Regions from separate parts of the Homo sapiens genome. Here region 2 is linked to region 1. A link is a loop called in an ENCODE intact Hi-C map of the cell type or tissue named here. Cell type or tissue: Caco-2. All regions are shown on one strand. Links, peaks and the distances in the headings refer to the core of each region. The heading gives the core; the rest is flanking DNA.

What was found. Hi-C counts contacts between places; a loop is a spot of excess contacts. Peaks named below come from ENCODE experiments on the same cell type or tissue, not always from the same donor. Only the 100,000 strongest peaks of a DNase experiment are listed, where the experiment ranks them.
Region 2: it touches region 1 in a loop (3-fold over the local background); 2 of 110 quality-filtered maps call a loop at or near these places.

The regions. Positions count from the first base shown.
Region 1 is chr7:16,842,369-16,852,648 of GRCh38, forward strand. It overlaps the pseudogene LOC100287613. Among named protein-coding and RNA genes, the nearest start is that of AGR3, 34 kb to the right of the region's middle. In Caco-2, for the core only: no CTCF peak of the experiment used is centred there; DNase peaks (open chromatin) are centred at 4,433 and 5,163.
Region 2 is chr7:16,747,630-16,757,909 of GRCh38, forward strand. TSPAN13 (tetraspanin 13) reads left to right here and starts at 6,126. Exons shown (of 6, transcript NM_014399.4): 1 at 6,126-6,401. The coding sequence starts at 6,339. RefSeq lists a silencer at 8,715-9,009. In Caco-2, for the core only: no CTCF peak of the experiment used is centred there; DNase peaks (open chromatin) are centred at 5,982 and 6,662; H3K4me3 peaks cover 3,138 bases.

The sequences.
Region 1 (10,280 bases), core at 1,350-9,349:
TATTAAGCTTTGGCTCCAAAACCCTCACTTGAACATTGTAAGGTATAGAGGTAAGTGAAAATAATATTAAAATTCCAGGCAGGGAGAGTTCAGTTTACTTTTTAGGTGTATAGATTGAAAATGTTAAATTCCAAATATACTAAAAACTTTATTTATTTATTTATTTTGAGATAGGGTCTCACTCTGTCACCCAGGCTGGAGTGCAGTGGCACGATCTCAGGTCATTGCAACCTCCACCCGCCCCGGGCTCAAGTGAGCCTTCCACCTCAGCCTCCCAAGTAGCTGGGACTACAGGTATGTGGCACCATGCCCAGCTGTTTTTTAAAAGAAACATTCTGTAGACACGGGGTTCTGCCATGTTGCCCTGCCTGGTCTCCAACACCTTGGTTCAAGTGATCCACCCCTGTGGCCTCCCAAAGTGTTAGAGTTACAGTTGTATCCCTTTTTTTTAGTAGCTTAACAGTTTAGTAACTTAATCCACAGTTTCTGGGATCCAGGAAACTGTGAATTAGTAAATCTAAGCTTAGAAATCAAGATTAGCTTTCAGTTCTGTCTTTTACAATTATATTTCTTCTATCCTCAGATGCACATTTTTTTCAACATTTTGCCAACTCTGAAATGAGAATGCCTTTTACAATTGGTCATGTTTCATCATCGAATTTAAGTCATTTTTGGTGTTATATATAAAATAATGATCCTTCTTACAATAGATGCTGTCTTATTTTGGTAAAATGCATATATTATACATTTTTAACCTATCTGACATATACTATTGTTGCAACAATGGCATGCATAGATAAGGACAGGACAAATAATTCAAGAACCCTCCTAAGTCATTGCTGCAATGTTAAACTGAATAGTGAAAGAGTGTCAGAGATCTAGCAGGCTCTAAAATAAGGCCAGTGTTAGCATCCATTGTTACCTCGAAAGTATATGTATGAAAGCCCATTTCCCTCGGGTAATTGTCTTCACATACAGACACTTGGGAATCAATATTTAACAAAGTCACTGCTAGAATTAGGTTTCACAGGGATACAGCCCAAACCCAGCCCAATTTACTTGGGGAACTGCTGGTGTTGCCAATTAGTCTATTCTTCCGTACATAAAGGCAGCTCCTGCATCAAAGTTCTCTGGTACCTCATTTTATTCTGACATTTTTCTTGTAATATTTTTTCCTAAATTGATTATCTTATATTTAGCTTTTTCCAAAATATCAGAGTACCTTGCAAGCTTTCGTATCAACTTACAGTTTTTTTCATCATTGGTAGTGGTGAAAGTGCTAAACATTGCTGATTCTTGTTTTCATCCACCGTATCCAATTTTCAGAGTTCAGTCATGTTCCTACAGGTTTAACTTAGTGATTTTCATGTGTTTAGTGATTTTCATGTGCTGGATCGGGCCAGTTCAAGGTCCTGATATTCATTAAAAGAATGATCACATTGTAATAAGAGTTGGGATTCTTTTAGGTAGTGCTTATAAAAGGAAAGCATTGTAGTGACCAACCAGGTAGTAAATGGTTGATCTACTGGGGCCATTGTAGCCATAATCCCTGACTCAATAGCTCCACATCTTTTGGTTTACATTCTTTCTTTTAGTCAGGCTGTTGCTCTTACAACTGACTTTCTGGTCCGCTGAGGAAGAAAGGTTTCAAGAGATTGGTTCTATACTCCTCTGAGAATTTCCTTTTGTTTCGAAGGGAAAAACAGCAAGTAACTGTTTTTAGATTAAATGAAGCATCTATTTCAGTTCGTAATGTATAAATTGTAGTAATTAAAGGTAGAATGACTTTTTAAGTAATTATATTGCATGCGATACAATCCCAAAGAGATGTAGTGCTTTCTAAGACTACCTGGTTAGATGGTTGGTGTGTACAACTGCCAGGGTTTACTAAAGCCAAAGAGGCAGTGTTCTGAGTTTAGATGAGAGAACAAAAGGAACTAGTCGTTTGAAGAGCTGCCTGGGAAAAAGTGTTTCAGGCAGGAGCAGCAAGTGCAAATAATCTGAGGTAGGAAAGAGATTCTCAGCGTGATAGAACAAAGTAAGCAGCCGGTGTCCCTGACATCCCAAGTAAGCAAGAGAGAGATTGATACTCAACTGATGGAGAGAAGAGCAGGGAAACAGAAATGGATCATAAGCATTTGACCTGCTAGGAATCATTGATATTGTTAGTTGCCTCCTTAACCTCCGTTTTCCTCTATTTGATGTTCCCTACTTTTTGAGTTTTACCTTCCTTTATGCATTGGTCATGTACTTCAAGAGGAAGCTGACTGCTCTCCATTTCCATGATTGGGTCCTGGTTGGCTTGGGCCTATCAGCGTATTTCAACTCCATGGTCAAGACATTGTTTCCAGGGAAAACTAGAGGACCCTTTCTCCTTCCTTTTGGACATGAAAACAACTTGTTGTCCTGATTGCATTTTGTAGACATCTTATGAGCTGTCATTGGGAGAAATTCAACATTGTGGATGGTAGAAGAAAGTAGAAAACGGGACTTTGATGACAATTTTGAGCTCTGGATTTTTAAAATATAAGTTAATAAATGTCCTTCATTGTTTAAGCCAACTTGATTTGGATTTCCTTGTTTTGGCCTGTAGAGTCACAGTCCATTGAAAAGTAATGGTTTTATGCCAGGGAATGGCATTGCCCTTGTGCCATTTTTAAAAAGTTTATTCTAGTTTAAATAATAAAGGTATCTATTGACTCACAAAGGGAAAAACCAGAGCATGGAGAAAGGGTAAGATGTCATTGTAGTAATGTATGTAAGGGAGTAGTGATTAAACCTAGGCTAGTGACATTGCAAATAGAGAAAAACACATATAGAAAAAAATATATTTTGGCACTAGCACCAACAGGACTTGTTAAAGGGTTGTTTTTAGGAAACGAGGAATACAAATAATCATGGATGACCTCCCCAAAACTGTAGGAAGGTTTTGGTTTAAAAAATTAAGATGATGCCATTTACTGAAATGGGAGTAGCTGGTTTGGGCATGGGTGGAAAACAAGGATTTCAGTTCCCGATATGTTAAAGTGTAAAAGAACTGTTTTTCTTTGATGAGGATATGCCAATTATATAGTTTTATATATGAGTGTGTGACTCAGTGGAGAAATCAAGGCTGAAGATATGGTTTGCGAGACATCAACATGTAATTGGGTTTTAAATAAATGAAATGAGATGAAGTAATCCATGGAGAGATTGTAGATAAAGAGTTAAGGAGAGCCTGGGATAGAGCTCATGCACTTCAAAGTTTGGAGGTTGACTAGAAGAGCTTGGGACGAGATTAGGGAAAATTGGCCAGAAAGGCAGTTGGGAAATGGAGGATGGAGAGTTACAGTAACAAAAAGAGGAATTGTTTCAAGAGGGGTATTAACACTGTGGAATCCTGATGAGAGTTTGAGTAGGGAGTGAAAGATATGTATATAATCAAAGAATAATTTAATCATGTTTTATATTTAAGACAGATATGTTCTAATATCTATGCTTTGAAGATAATATTTCATGAATGATGAATCATAATTAAGCAGAATGTCATTTATATGTCCATATATTTCAGAGAAAAATAAATAAATAAATAAATAAATAAATAAATAAATAAAGTAAGCAGAACATTTTACCAAAGTAATGATTCTAATTCAACTAACTCTCAGGCACTATAAGGCTCTATCCAATAAAAAGAATTGAAAATATTCCCATATTTACTTGCAGTTCTCAAAGAACATTAATGGAGATCTATGCCATAGTTCATAGCCTCATTTCTCTTAAGTGTCTTTCCTTTTCTCCTTTAATTCTCTCAAATTTGTAGAAGAGAGAGGGGAGAGGGGAACAATGAATGTGTGTGTATACACGTGTGTGTCTGTTTGTCCCTAATATTTTTCCCACATCTCTTGCAGATACCCATCTCTTTTGTTTCTCTTTTATTCCACCTTCCCCCATGTCTTACCACACTGCCATCTCCCCGTGGTTGCTGAGATTTTTGGTCCTAGTGCCAGCCATTGGAGACCATTCTCGGAGGATTAAAAGACCCAATTATTTCTCTGGACTTTCCTCCTGGAGGGAAATGCAAGAAGTTCCTTGGAAAGTGTGTATTCTTCTTTCACTCTGATTGATGTTTCCTTGTAGAGAAACTCAGAGGAATCAAATTATCTTTCTTCTTAAATCTAATTTGCTAGCTCTGTTGGATGAGAGAGTTTAGGGTTCAAATGGCTTCTCTTTTTGGGGGAATATTCATTTTAAATAAATTTTCCTACTCATTAATTCCAAAAGTCAAAATGCCAAATTTTAGAGGACTTAAAACATTCACTGAATTTGTGAAATAGTTTTTCATTCCAGTGATTGAATCTTGCTTTTCTTTTGTTGCTGCTTTGGAGAAGGTTAATGTGCTTCCCATAATGTCATCACTCTGTTGAAATCCATCTGTCCCATAGCTCGGCAGTGGTGCAGCCCTTTCAAGTTCTGCAGGGAAACAAGATCAAATAAAAATATCCAGCTCTTCGACAAGTATATGAAAAACAAAAAGAAAAAGCCCATAAAGAAGAGACAGAGCAGATACCCTTGCCCTAAAGGTGTAATGTGAAACTAATGTTTTGTTAAACCTGTTGAGCATTACTCAGATTTCTTCATGAGTACATTCACACCTGGGGGAAAAAAATGACCCCTGTCATACTATGGAAAGAAACAACAGAAATTACTAGAGGAAGGAAAGTAGATAGGCTCCATTTTCTGGTTCCAGTTGGAAATTTAACTTGAATCTTTTTGTTAGAGCTAAAATATGCTTATACTGTACATTTTTAAGAGTTCTCTCAATGGGAGAAACATAGCAGTTCCTGAATATAACTCACTATGCTTGTGCCTTCCAAACATTTTCTTTCATTTTTCAGGGCAGGTTTGAAGCAGAAGAAAAAGGAAAGATAGGAGTCGCGGCTTATTCACTCACTTCCTATAATGTTCAAATGCTGAGGTGTCCTAAAACTTCTGATATTCTTTGGAAGCTAAGCTGAAGAATTTTTTTTTATTTATTCTGGTCCAGTGCAAATATTTGTCCATTGAGCAATATACGGCACATTAGAATCATAAATCCACCATCTGCTTAAAATGAGCCAACACCCACCTGTAAGGAGACGGTTACAGGCTGGTATTGTGTTCCTCTAGTGCTTAAGTGAAGGCCACTGACGCTGTGGGGCCCTGCTTTGTTTGAGCTGCCCTGTGCTAAGATTGCCTGATAAAATTCCAAAAGGGTGTGTACGTTTGCTGCAACCCACAAAGATTACTTTCAGGTTCCCTTGGAGAAATCTTTTCACAGTAATGGGGGCAGAAAGAGGCCAAAATGCCATCAGCTTTGGATATGTGGGTGCATTTGTGGATTCTCTGCTCTGATGTTCTAGTGCAAGGAATGAAATGAATGAATAGGTCATTTGGCATTCCGCGGTTATGTCAGCAGGCATGACTGCTGTCACATTAACTGAGCAAGAAAGGGATCTTCATCACCTTACTCCTAGCAAGTACTGAAAGCAGGGTAGAAAAAAAGACACTCTGCTCATAGTAGTTTATCTTTTACTTTTTATTGATTTATTTAATTTATTTTTTGAGATGGACCCTCACTTTGTCTCCCAGGCTGGAGTGCAGTGGCGTGATCTCGGCTCACTGCAACCTCTGCTCCCCCGGTCTCAAGCCATCCTCATGCTAGTTTATCTTTTAAATGACCGTAAGTCCCCATTTTAAACTGACAGACATTCGACTGATACTATACCTTAGAATTCTCCCTGAAATATTTGTTCTTGCCACTCAACAGGAAGCTTATAGAATCTGGAAAATGAATTTGTAGTGGGGGCTTGTTCTCTGAAGTAGCTATTATCGCTTTTAAAAGAAGCCCTCCTGGCTGGGCATGGTGGCTCATGCCTGTAATCCTAGCACTTTGGGAGGCAGGGGCGGGAGGATGACTTGAGCCCAGGAGTTTGAGACCAGCCTGGGCAACATAGCGAGACCCTGTCTTTACAAAAATATAAAAAATTGTCTAGGCATCGGGCTATGCACCTGTGGTCCCAGCTACTAGGGAGGCTGAGGTGGGAGGATGGCTTGAGCCTGAGAGGTCGAGGCTGCAGTGAACTGTGATTGTGCCACTGCACTACAGTCTGGGTGACAGTGAGACCTTGTCTCTAAAAAAAAAAAAAAAAAAAAAGGCTCTTTAGAGGACAAAAGTTTCAGATTCACCATAACACATCAAGCGTTCCCCTGAAGGGCTTGCCTCTGAGTTTATTCTTTGGGAAAACCCTAATACAAAATGAAGGCAAGAAATCCACTAGTTATCGTATTTTAGATTTTGAAAGTTGGTTGTCTAAGACTCCTGGGTGATTTAGACAAATTTCTACATGTTATTTGCCGAATCTAGGTATGAAAGCAAATCAAGCAAAACCTGTTCGTTTGAGGTATAGTGCTTTAGTCTGCAATTTTTTATTATTTTAGATTCAGGGGGTACATGTGCAGATTTGCTACATGGGTAACGTTGCATGATGCAGAGGTTTGGGCTTTTAATGATCCCATCATTCAAGTAGCAAACGTAGTACCCCATAGACAGTTTTTCAATCCTTGCCTCTCTTACCTTTTGGAGTCCTCAGCATCTATTGTTCCCATCTTTAAATCCATGTGTACCCAATATTTAGCTCCCACTTATAAGTGAGAACACGCAATATTTGGTTTTCTGTTTCTGTATAAATTTGCTCAGGATGACAGACTCTAGTTGCATCTATGTTGCTACAAAGGACATGATTTGTTCTTTTTTATGGTTGTGTAGTATTCTATGGTGTGTATGTACCACATTTTCTTTACTCAATCCACTGTTAATGAGCACCTGGATTGATTCCATGTCTTTGCTATTGTGAATAGTGCTGTGATGAACATATGAGTGCAGATGTCTTTTTGGTAGTAGATTTATTCTCCTATGGGTATATACCCAGTAATAGGATTTGCTGGGTCACAAGGTAATTCCATTTTTAGTTCTTTAAGAAATCTCCAAACTGCTTTCCACAGTAGCTGAAGTCATTTGCGTTCCCACCAACAGTGTATAAACTGTCCCTTTTTTCCAAAGCTTCAGCCACATCTGTTATTTTTTGACTTTTTAAAAATAGCCATTCTGACTGGTGTGAGATGGTATCTCATTGTGGTTATGACTTGCATCTCTCTTATGATTCGTGATATTGAATATTTTTTCATATTTTTGCTGGCCGCTTGTATGTCTTCTTTTGAGAAGTGTTTGTTCTGTTCATGTCCTTTGCCCACTTTGTAATGGAGTTTTTTTTTTTTCTTTCTGGTGTGATGGTTAATTCTGCAAAAGGCATTTTATTTAACAGGCAGCATGGACTTCATACACATACATTATCAGTGCCTTGAAAACCAAAGAATTTTAAAAGTTAGCAGTAGCTTCTAGTTTCTGCATGTACAAAAAAATACATATTTATTTATTTATTTATTTATTTATTTGAGACAGAGTCTTGCTCTGCAGCCCGGGCTGGAATGCAGCGGTGTGATCTCGGCTCACAGCAAACCCCGCCTCCCGGGTTCAAGCGATTCTCGTTCCTCAGCCTCCTGAGTAGCTGGGACTACAGGTCACTGTAGGCCCTGAGTCTGGGCTGGCCACATCCTCCACAGGCCAAGAGCTGGTCTGTGAAGAAGGGTGCTTGTTGGTTGAAAAGGGTGGTAGAGTCCTTTGGTTCTGGTGTTAGCAGTGCAGTGTCTCGAAGGTGGCTCATTTTAATTCCATATAGATCTTCATGCCCCGTGAGTAGGCATGAAGCCTCTTCTTTGCCAGAATTGACCCATAACTTGTAACCTCTCTCAGGGCCAGCTATCCTTAGCATTGGTAATGATATGTTGATATCTTCATTTTCTGTATGTGAATCCATTACTGTTATAGTTTTAGAATAGGCATAATTCTCAATGTCCTTGGTGGAGATTTTGAGGGAAATGCCCTTTGGGTCGTCCTTCTCTTTCTCTAGATTGATGTATCTCTGAAGGAGAGAGAGCTATTTGTCCTTCTGATCTGGAGAACTGAAAGTGGCCACAAAGTTCACTGTGAGTCAGCCCAGAGCCAAGGATTTCATGGAATTGGTGTTGCCTTCTGCCACTTCATCCAGACAGCTTGCTGTCCATATACCAGTTAATCTAATTTTATTTTGTATCTTACAGTTATGTTGTATTTGAGTTTGGCCACACCTAACAGATCATTGAATAGGAAAAGCTGCTCCTCCTGTCTGTGCAGGCCTCTTCCGAGTTCTACCTGGCTGTCAATCCGCAGAGTCCTATTGGAGCACACAAATGATGACAGAATTGCACATGTGTGATGCTAGTGGAAGGACTTTCCCTGGGTTAAAGTTTTTGCAGGACTTTATCTGGGCTAAAAGCTGTGGCACTTCTCCTTTCTGTTAGTGTTTTCTTCTTCCAGGGCTAAGCGCACAGTCAGGCATTGCTGGCCCTGACGACTTCGGAGCTGATCCTGCTGAAGGGCCGCACTCACCTAGGCCACTGCGGGGGATCCAGGGGCACGCTGAGGGGTCGGGGAACGGGGATCCCTCCCCTCCAGCCTGGTGCCCCCACTGAGGGAGGAGTCGGGGTGCTGATGAGGCGGGAGGCAGCTGGAGATGGGAGGGAGGCTGCCGGGTCTGCTCAGAGAGAGAATAAGGCCCTAGATATGGAGAACGAGGAAGCGGCGTGGGGGGCTGGGGGGTTTCGGGGGAGGTGGCAGCAGGGCTGGCCCTGAGGGGCGGGAAAGGTCCTCAGATGACCCTTGCGGGCGCGCACCTCCAACGTCAAATCCCAGTGGCTTCAGCCTCGCGCCCTGAGTGGGGTCTGCGGCTGCGGAGGGCACGGGCTCCACTCAAGCGTCCTCACCGGCTTCCGCGGCTCTCCCCACAGAGCCTCCTGCTGGGGCACATCTTAAAGCAAATCCCAGCCCCGAAGGAACCTAGGCGGTCGGGTCTGTGGTGGCAGAAGGCGCGGCTGCCGTGCTCAGGTGGGCACAGCTCCCCATGTGGGCAGCTGCCTCCTGCAGGGGCCTGTGTGTCGCCGTGCCCTGCATGGCGGGGTAGAAGCGGTTACAGCGGCGACCGCCCTTTGTTTTTTTCTTGTTGATTTGCTTAAGTTCCTTGTAGATCGTGTATCTCAGTCCTTTGTTGGACACATAGTGCACAAATATTTTCTCCCATTCTGTAGGTTGTTTTCAAATCTGTTGATAATTTCTTTTGTTTTGCAGAGATCTTTAAGTCTCATTTTTAATTTTATCGTATTTGCTTTTGGGGTCTTTATCATAAATTCTTACGATTTTTTTTTTTTTTTTTTTTTGCTAGCAGAGTTCTGTCATTAGGATTAGTAAGATTCTTAAGTGTTCCATACAGGTAATAAAATCAGAAGAGTATGACCTCAATATGGTACAATATCCAGGTTTTGGTAGATAGAAGTGATTTTAGAGCGTACTAGTCCGTTTTCACACTGCTATAAAGAACTACCTGAGACTGGGTAATTTATGAAGAAAAGAAGTTTAATTGACTCACAGTTCCACAGGCTTATCAGGAAGCATGACTGGGAGGCCTCAGGAAACTGACAATCATGCCAGAAGGCAAAGGGGAAGCAGGCACCTTTTTTTCACATGGTGGCACAGTGAGTGAAAGGGGAAGTGGCACACACTTTTAAACCATCAGATCTGGTGAGAGCTCACTATCTGGAGAACAGCATGGGGGAAATCTGAGCCCCCATAATCCAATAACCTCCTACAAGGCTCCTCCTTCAACAAGTGGGGATTACAATTCCACATGAGATTTGGGTGGGACACAGAGCCAAACTGTATCATAGAGGTACTTGAACGCCTCACATACTCTCTTTCATCACTTACTGTTGGGGCCTGGAACTTCTGAAGTTTTGATTTCCTCAGCTTTCCACTGTTAAATATGGAAATACAGGTGGGAATACTGTTAATTGCAAATACCTTACAGAAGATATTTGCTACTTTAATCATGAATGATTTCTAAGGGGAATCTAGACAAAGGGCAGATAAGGTTTTGAAAGATATTGGGGCGGTGGGGGGTGGTGGGCAGGAGGCTTGAGGAAAAGCAAAAGAGACTGAGGAGAGCAAAAGATCCCAAAGTAAGAGTTTACCTAGAGCAAGTGTGGAGGGGAGGGAGTTGAGTAGTGAGTGATGTTAAGAGGGCAAGGAATGACTAGGGAAGAGGTCTGAAAGAAAGTTAAGAGTGCCACCAAAGATCACCTGTCTTCTTAAAAATTTTTTTATGGGTAACATT
Region 2 (10,280 bases), core at 1,527-9,526, 95 kb before region 1:
TATATATACGTATATACATTTTTAAAAAGTATATATATATATATATATATATATATATACTTTTTTTTTTTTGAGAAGAGTTTTGCTCTTGTCGCCCAGGCTGGGTTACAGTGGCACTATCTTGGCTCACTGCAACCTCCACCTCCCGGGTTCAAGTGATTCTCCTGCCTCAGCCTCCCAAGTAGCTGGGATTACAGGTGCCCACCACCACACCCTGTTAATTTTTTGTATTCTTAGTAGAGACGGGGTTTCACCATGTTGGCCAGGCTGGTCTGGAACTCCTGACCTCAGGTGATCCACCCACCTCGGCGTCCCAAAGTGCTGTGATTACAGGCGTGAATCACTGTGCCCGGCCTCAAAAACATATTAAACGAGCAGGAAGAAGAAGGAGAAGGAGGAGGAAGAAGAGGAGGAGGGGAGGAAGGGGAGGAGAAGGGGGAAAGGAGGAAGAGTGGGAAAAGAGGAGGAAGAGGAGGAGAAGGAGGAGGAAGGAAGCGTACCGATCTCCTAAATTGTTAGAAGGTCATCTCACATTAAAGATTTATTCAGAGACTAAGAAAGTATATGAAAAATTGATGTTTGTCTTTGTTATTCCTAATTGAAAACTGTTAAAAATAGTTTGCTTATGTAGTATATATACATATATATATATATATTTTGCTGTTTGTTTGTTTTTTTAGACAGAGTCTCACTCTGTCACCAGGTTGGAGTGCAGTGGCGCAATCTTGGCTCACTGCAACCTCCACCTCCCAGGTTCAAGTGATTCTCCTGCCCCAGCCTCCTGAGTAGGTGGGACTACAGGCGCCCACCACCACGCCCGGCTAATTTTTTGTATTTTTAGTAGAGACGGGGTTTCACCATGTTGGCCAGGATGGTCTTGATCTCTTGACCTCTTGATCCACCTGCCTTGGCCTCCCAAAGTGCTGGGATTACAGGCGTGAGCCACCGTGCCTGGCTGTAGTATATTCTTATAATTTTATGCTGCCACGGCATACATTTTGAAATTGGACTCATATCAGAAGCAGGGCTCAGTTTCCAGTTCTACACCTTCCCAGTTCCTCAATGTGGCCAATCCACACATCTACCTTATACAGCTTCCTCCTGGTGACCACCTCCCAGTGGGACGGCTATTAATCAGTGCAGCCTGCCTGACTGGCCCGCTGAGCCTCACTACCTGCATGGACTGTGCAGACATGCCACAATGACCACCTGTCAGTCACTGTGTGACCTCCTGGCAGTCATGCCTGCTTGTTATGAACTCACTAATTAAAACTCCCCACGGGAAACCCCCGGAACCAATAAGGGCACTTGCCCACAGACCCCCCTCTCTCCCCCTGCGCAGACTCCTGGATATCTCTGTGTGTGGCCTCCAGGCATGCAGGTACCCAGTAAGTAATAAAACCTTTATTTCCATCTTGTGTCTCTTCTAATCATTGGAGGAGTACTCTACATCTTAAAGATCTTAAATTAAAACAGTTTAGAAGGCCAGTTTTTAAGAAATACAATTCAATTATCCATTCTATTGATTTTGTGGATAAAGACAACTTTATTGTATAAAAATAAAACCTTGGCCAGGCCCGGCGTCTCACGCCTATAATCCCAGCACTTTGGGAGGCTGAGGTGGGTGGATCACCTGAGGTCAGGAGTTCCAGACCAGCCTGGCTAACATGGTGAAACCCCGTCTCTACTAAAAATACAAAAAATTAGCAGGGTTTGGTGGCACGCACCTGTAATCCCAGCTACTTGGGAGGCTGAGGCAGGAGAATTGCTTGAACCCGGGAGGTGGAGGTTGCTGTGAGCCAAGATAGTGCCGTTGCACTCCAGCTTGGGCAACAAGAGTGAAACTCCATCTAAAAATAAAATAAAATAAAATAAAAGCTCTCCTTCCACTCAGAAATATATGTAATCTCATAGCTTAGTCTCCAGTATAACTCTGTGAGAAGAACTGTAGTCCAGTGTCCCATTCTTTTTTTCACTTAAAAAAAGGCAGTTTTTCATCAAAGGAACAATATGGAGGCATAATATGAAAGAAGGACATTGCCTATGGCAGATTTTATTTTCTAAAGACACCACAGTACGTCTCATCACATATGCTCTTCCAAAATGTGGCCTTGCAAACTTGAAGAAAAATAGAGCCTGAAGTAAATAATATTTACTCCCAGAAAATGGCACATCCCTTATTCTGTCAGGCTGCTGGTGTGGTTGCCTAAGTCCATCTAAACTATAGTTAAGCTGAATTAGGGTTTGTTATAGGTTTAATAGATTCAGTTCATTATTGGCTTCAAATATTCTTGAAGGCATGATCAAGACTTTCCTCTTACAGAAAGGAGGTCTGCATAGAGATTTCTTCGTGCTTTGCAGCCTAGCCACCAGCAATCTGAGCCTTGGGAGATCTTTGTGCTTTACAGCCTGCTACCTTTTTGTTTGCTGGGGAATAGTCTTTGCTCTCCACTCACATCCTTGGCTTTCTGTATCTTGTGAGATCTCTTGCTATCCTGTGTGGAATCCTATTCCAGCCATTGGAGGGCTCTTTCAGTGTACCATAGAGAGAGTTTTCTTTTCTGCTGCTACGTTAGTCCTGGAGTTAAAGAACCAGATTGCTTTGCTGGAATTTTTCTTATTTTTCCTCACTTTACCCCAGCTTTTAGCCACTATCTTGCATTTGGGGAAGGCTTATACACCTTGAAATAGTTGGAGATGAAGAATATCTATTAGCACTTGACATGGTTTGGCTGTGTCCTCACCCAAATCTCAGCTTGAATTGTATCTTCCAGAATTGCCAGATGTTTTGGGAGGTACCCAGGGTAGGTAATTGAATCATGGGGGCCGGTCTTTCCCATGCTATTCTCGTGATAGTGAATAAGTCTCATGACATCTGATGAGTTTATCAAGGGTTTCTGCTTTTACTTCTTCCTCATTTTTCTCTTGCCACCACTATGTAAGAAGTGCCTTTCGCCTCCCACCATGATTCTGAGGCCTCCCCAGCCATGTGGAAATATAAGTCCAATTAAACCTCTTTTTCTGCCCAGTTTCAGGTACGTCTTTATCAGCAGCATGAAAACGAACTAATGCAGCAATCTTGCCTGACCACGGCCTTTGTAGCTTATATGTCTTGTTTTAAAAGAAAGCCCATGGGTTAGAGCTGGCAAATAGTTGCAGTCATTCTGTAGCTGGGGCTCTGGATTATAAACTGTCACATAGTCCAGGTAGGGGCAGTAGAAGATGGTTAAATAGTCATTTAGTTTCTCCTTATCCCTCTCAAAGGTAGTTTCTCCCTTCCACAGCCAGTCTATAAGAGATGAAAGTGACTATGAGTTTTTTTCCCCCTCTAATAATGTCTCATCACTTCTTGGATTTTAGTTCCTCTAGTGCCTTTAGCCCCTCAGTTCTTCGATAGTTTTTTGTTGTAAGTATGATTTGGTAGCTTATCTAGCTTGTTTTTACTTACTTTGAGACAGGGTCTTGGTCTGCACCCAGGCTGGAGTGCTGTGGCGCCATCATAGCTGACTGCAGCCTTGATCTCCTGGGCTCCAGCAATCCTTCCCCCTCAGGCTCCTGAGTAGCTGGGATAGCTGGGATTACAGGTATGCACCACCACACCCAGCTAATATTTTCAATTTTTAGTAGAGATGGGGTCTCACTATGTTGTCCAGACTGCTTGTTCTTATTAGGGTGGGAACAAATGGTCTTTTGAAAATTTCTATATCCAAATCAGGAGAAATTGCAACATGTCCATTTGTTTTCCTATTTTCAGACATTGTTTTGTTTCCTCTATCAAAAGCCGTATCTCCTATCAGACAACTCTCCTACAACTATAGCTCTTGCCTGGCTTCTGTAACTGTTCCCTTAAATCACCCCCTTAGTCTTAGGGGTAATTAGAACTTCCTGCTCTTACTATCTCTGAGCTGCCTCATCATGCTTTGTTGGTTTCCTTTTCTTTTTGAGACAGAATTTCACTCTGTCACCCAGGCTGGAGAGCAGTGGCGCGATCTTGGCTCACTGCAACCTCCACCTCCTGGGTTCAAGTGATTCTCCTGCCTCAGCCTCCCAAGTAGCTGGGATTACAGGTGCCCGCTACCACGCCTGGCTAATTTTTGTAGTTTTAGTAGAGACGGGGTTTCACCATGTTGGTCAGTCTGGTCTCAAACTCCTGACCTCAGGTGATCCACTACCCTCGGCCTCCCAAAGTGCTGGGATTACAGGTGTGAGCCACCGCACCCAGCCGGTTTCCTTTAACTTTGTCCACACTTTTGAAAATAGTCCCTTTTTGAAATTCTTCTCAGTTATGCTATTTGAACGAGTCATCTCCTTTTTGCTGGGACCCTGACTGATAGGTGGTACTTCTCTGGGAAAACAAAGTGATTCAGCCTATAGGGAGATAGTGAAGATATTATGCAGAAGCCAAAGAGAGAGTTGCAATAGTTGGTTGAGTGATAGTTGAAGTGGTACTAATGTTGGTGACACCCAGGAATGGGAAGAGAATGAATAGATTTCCCTGCCAATGCCTCATCTTTTGTAAACCTCTGGCTATTAAAAAGGAAAGTTGAGCATCATCAAAGCATTGTTTGTGTTTGAGGATCATTTTCCAGGTTAGTTTTTGAAATATTTCTAGCTGTATATAAAAGGTTAATGTGGAATAGAAAGCCTAACAAATTAATGAGGTCTTGTTGGTATGGTGGGGTCAGGGGAGGGAAGGAGAGGCTGGAAGAGGGAGCAGAGAATTCTAAGAAGACGAATTATTTTAATCAGCTGCAATGTTTAATTTAATTTAATACAATTTAGCATTTGCAATTACATAATTTACTCCGTATGAACCTTTAGGTTAGATATAGTATTGTAAACTTGCAAATCTCTTTATAAAACCTTTTTCTTTGGTAGAAACTACTATGAAGTAAATAAACCTTTATTGCCTTCGCTTAGTGCCTGGAACACAGTAGGCCTTTACAAAATGTCAGATCTATGAATACTAGCTGACATTTATTGAGGCCTTCCCCTGTGCCAGCCACTATGCAAAAAGTGCTTGACATACTTCTAAAATCTCAATTTATAGGTGAGGAATTAAGGATACAAGATGCATTTCTATAGTAGAGAAGCAGTAAACTGATAATGAATTAATTGAGGTGAAGTCTGAGTTATTTGAAGATTTTCAGTTATTTTTGTGAAAAAATAAGTTTATTGAAATTCACGACCAGAACACAAAAATAATCTCTCTTGATTTTCTTTTTAAAATTTTTTAAAAAACTTTTGTTGACACGTAGCAGATGTATATATTTACGGGGTACATGAGATGTTTTGATACAGGCATGCAATGTGAAATAAGCACATCACGGAGAATAGGGTATCCATCCTCTGAAACATTTATCCTTTGAGTTACAAACAATCCAATTACATTCTTTAAGTTATTTTAAAATACACAATTAAGTTCTTATTAACGATTGTCACTTTATTGTGCTATCAAATAGTAGGTCTTATTCATTCTTTCTATTTTTTTGGACCTATTAACCATCCCCACCTTCTCCCGCTCTTGATTTTCCTTTGCATGCATGTATTCATAAAGTTTATTAGTATTTTGCAAATCTTTGTAGGATAAGTCTGACCTGTCCAGGTCACAATTATAGGGCACATATCTTATTTTCTGAGAGAAGCAGGGATTTTATTTTATTTTTTATTGTTTCACTTATTTTCTCCCTTTCATTTGCCTCTACTTCGTTCTCTTTTAAATCTTTCACATGTTTTCATTCATTACTTGCTTCCTGCCTTCCTTCCCTCAAACAAGGCCAGGTGCTTAGTTTTGAAATCTCATTCAAAATGGTGCCACGTCATCTGCCAGGGCCAAGAATCCAGAGGTGCTGTCATATTTCTCCTTGCCAGCGTGGATCTCCTCCGAGCCCCGCCCTCCCTCCTCACCTGCTCCTGGGGAAACTACACCAAGGCCGCCGCTCTGGCCTGGGGCTCCCTCCCACACGGCCTTGGCCCTCTCCCCCTCGCCCCGGGACCGCTCCGCCCCTCCCGGATCCCGGTCGGCGGAGCGCATTTATTTGCATATTTCTACCTTTGTTCCCTGCCAGCGGCCAATCAGCGCGCGGGGCGAGACGAAGGGGCTGGGCGGGGCTCGGGCTCCTGCTCCGGCTCAGCTGCGGCGGCCGCAGGTTCCAAAGCGGGTCCGAGCCGCCGCCGCGCGCGCGCCGCGCACTGCAGCCCCAGGCCCCGGCCCCCCACCCACGTCTGCGTTGCTGCCCCGCCTGGGCCAGGCCCCAAAGGCAAGGACAAAGCAGCTGTCAGGGAACCTCCGCCGGAGTCGAATTTACGTGCAGCTGCCGGCAACCACAGGTTCCAAGATGGTTTGCGGGGGCTTCGCGTGTTCCAAGAACTGCCTGTGCGCCCTCAACCTGCTTTACACCGTGAGTATCCCCAGTCCGTTCCTGCTCGCTTGGGGGCTTTGCACCTGCTTGGGAGCTCTTTGGCTTCCCTGCCTGGTCAGCGACTCACTCGTTGCATCCCGCGCCCCCTTCCCGGCTTCCCACGTCTGCGCGCCCCCGGCCTCACCATCCGTCCCCGCCGGGGACCGGGCGCCGGCGCTTGTCGCAGTCTCTTCCTTTCGTTCATTGTGAAGCCGCGGTCTCTCAGGCTCGCTGGCCGCGTCTCTGCCACATTGCTCCACCCCGCCCCCTCACCCACCGCCTTGTTTTTCAAACATTCAACCGGACCTCTCCGCTTTCCCACCCCGTACCCTTCTGCCGCTCGCTCCTGACATCCAGACGCATCTGGGCCAGGCGTGGAGGCGCGAGAGCCGTCAGGGCTTGCGGACAGTTTTGCGGAATGGCGTGGCCTGAAACTGACGAGGCGGCATATGGCTGGTGTGCCTCTGGGTTAGCTCTTGGTACCCTCGGGATTTTAATTGAGGCCACTGAGTAGGTTCACAGGATGTCCGCTGCTTCCGAAGTTTGTTTCGTGCTCACAGTAAAGGGATGTCTTTTTGTTTTTGTTGTTGTCAGTTTTGCTAGTACTTGGTGCTTTTTCTGTGTGTCTTGTCCATGATCAATATCCTAACTCCATTTTAAACCAAGTCCTCCAGGAAATAAGCGAGCCCCCACCCAAGTCGTTTCTTTCCCTGCCAACCAGCTTGGGCCTCTTAGTTTTAACGCTGCAGGCTCTCTTTGTGATTTTTTGAGGCGCAATTCTGGGTGAACAGGAGGATGGGCAGGACAGATCGACATTTATTGAATGCCTATCACGTCCCAGGTTTTACATACACAATGCTCGTTCATCATTCTGACAACCTTCTGAGGGAATGGGGCATTATCTGCATTTTATACATAAGGTAACAGACCAAAAAGGTTTTAGTAAGTTTACATAGCTGGTAGTTGACGAGTCAGGAGTGGAACCTAGGCTGTGGAATCCAGATCTTTCCACAGGCTGTCTCTACCGGGCGGAAGAAACTTCCTCTTCTGTCATCATCCCTCCATAGTAGTCTTGCTCCCTTCTATAAATATACCTGGCGCTTTGCAGCACCCACCCTGAAAACAAACCCAGCACCCCTGCATTAGCAGAGAGCTAGGCCATCTGTGCAAGCTTAGATTACCTCCTTGGAATAGAGAGGCTGCCTTGTGGTCACCAACAGGAGAAGGAGGTTGGGTCATTTTACCTTTACTGTTCCTTTGTATGTGAACATGACTGCAAGCTTTGAAGGCAAGACAGAAACAGGCATTGAGTACGCTTTTATGGCTAGTTAGTAAGAATCTGGTCAACATGGTCATTAATAGTAGACTTGGGAAAAAAATTTTAGAACACCTGGTGATACAGTTCCTTGGAGATACATGTCAAGTTTCAGATCAAAATTCATCTGTATCACCCTGAGGTATGCTTATCACCCTGGCTGTTTATTAAGTAAATGCTGACCAGTTCTCTAGGGTTTTTTTTTTTTTTTTTAAATCAGTGTGAGTGGCCTGCTTGGAACTTTAAATTCCTTATTTTGTGACCTGAGTTCTGTTTTTTTTCTGCCAATGATTTAGTCATCTGTTTGCCAGACACTTAGTCTTACAGTGCCTGCTTACACAGAGTGGAATGTCTACTTTGCATACTTACTTCACTGAAGGGTCTATATCAATGTATAATCTTTTTTAAAAAGGCAAGTTATTTTAAAATGAAGTTCCTTGCTTTCTAGACATCATTTTTAGTTGTATTTAGAGTATATCAGGAAAGTGAGGCGAAAGAAAGGTGATTCTAAAGGGACATATTAAGACTATTTAATATCTATTCTAAATTATTGACCTTCAAAGTGTGTGTTCTATTGATTTTAATAGCTATGCAGTAAAACTTAATGAATTGGAAATTCACGGGACAATAAAAATGGCTAGCCCTTTTAAATCATAGACTTTTTAGACAAAGGGACATTTCTTAAAATGAATTAGTGGCTGCTTGCTTCTTTTACATTGTAAATAGGCTTAAATAACTGCAGCAGTTTAAAGTGGAGGCAAGTGACAGGTAAAAGTTGGATCAAGTCTTAGATAGATGCTGAAAATGTGCCATGGCCATTATTTAGCTTCTATTTCTCCCCTGATCTCTTTCTCAACATTTTAAGATGAAAAAAATGTGAGGCAGTTGGGGATGGGATTGAGCATGAAGACTTGGGAGACATTTCTCTATAAGTCATGAATAGAAACATTCTTTGTAGGTTCTAATCCCACCCTGGTCACTGCCTCTAAAATGTGCTCAACGCTACAGGATTACATTTGAGGTCATTTCTAAAAGTGTTGGTTAAACCAGGATTGCATATGGGAACGGCAGATGCCTGAAACATCATCATTGCTGTGTTGAAGCATTTTACTGAGGAACTTAGGACTGTATCAGCTGAACTGTCCACATGCTCTGGTGGCTTGCTGATGAGCCTGAGATTCGTGCCACATTCATGATCAGCTCAGAAAGCATGTCACTAAAAACAAGTTGGAAGTCCCAAACAAGGAAATTTGATCACTAGGCAAAATGTTAACAGTTGATTTTTCTTGTTGTTTATGGCTTGATTATTTTAGTTAATAGGATCGCCAGTACTGGACAAGCTTAAATTAGTGTAGTATGTGTTAACAGTTTGTAAATATAGAAGAAAAGGGGGAAGCTACATTCCTGAATTCACCTTCACAGTATTCTAAGAGAATGACTTGCCTCAGAGCTTCCTGCATTTAAAGAAACTTTCAGTTTCTTCATTCAACAATTATTGAGTGCCTACTGTGTGCCAGGCTCTGTTCTCAGTTTGGAAATACAGCAGCAAACCAAACAGGGCGTAAAAATCAATGTGCTTTTATGAAGGCTCTTTTTTATTTACTACCTTTTATACATATGTTTTCAGGAATTGTATTCAGTCAATAAACTTTTGTCTACTGTGTGCACTCTTTTGAGAACTGTGGGAAATAATAAATACCTATAAAGGCAAATGCATTGTGAAGACAGGATCTAGATGAGAGACATGGAATGGGAAAATTAAATGGCGTATAAGGAATATACTGACTTTAGGTACCATAAAATTTAGGACTGTGGCAGATATTTGTGGGTTAGAGAAGTTGGGGGAATAAAGGAGGTGTGATTGAATCAAGGAAATGTAGAAATAGTGTGTGGGTCTTTTTGATACCATTTAGGATATACATAAAAATGAAAATGATTTGGGAAAATGACTTATTTTTAATAGTTTATAGGAATATTTTAGGCTGAAAAGATTTTGACAAGTAGTGAAAAAAACTTTTGAAAATTATGCTTAGTGATTTGTGGGAAATTTTAGAAAATATGAAATAAAATTTGTATTAAAATACGTAATATTTTGAAGCTTTATAATGTGTCTCCTTGTGCTTCTTAACCAGAGAAGAAAGCTCTATTAAAAACAAACAACCAAAAAAAAGGTAGCTGACTTTGTTAAATAGAACCAAACTGAAAAATATGACCAAACATATATTTACTGGGACTTTTTAAGAGTTGCCCTGCCAGTTTTAAAATCAGGAGGGAAATTTCAGAAGTTGCAGTTTTGTTTCTCCTGTGTGTGTTCATTCTTATAACATCTTTCCATGTTTGTTTCTTTCTCTTTTTCGTGATTCTTTTTCCTTATACTTTTGGTTGTTTTGAGAAAAATTCTCATGCAGCATAAAAATTATACTGAATTACTTCATAAACACCTTAATTTATATTTTTATCACCTCTGAAGTTGGGATGCATTTTATTGTTTCTATTTGTATTTTTGAGATGGAGTTTCACTCTCGTTGCCCAGGCTGGAGTGCAATGGCGCGATCTTGGCTCAC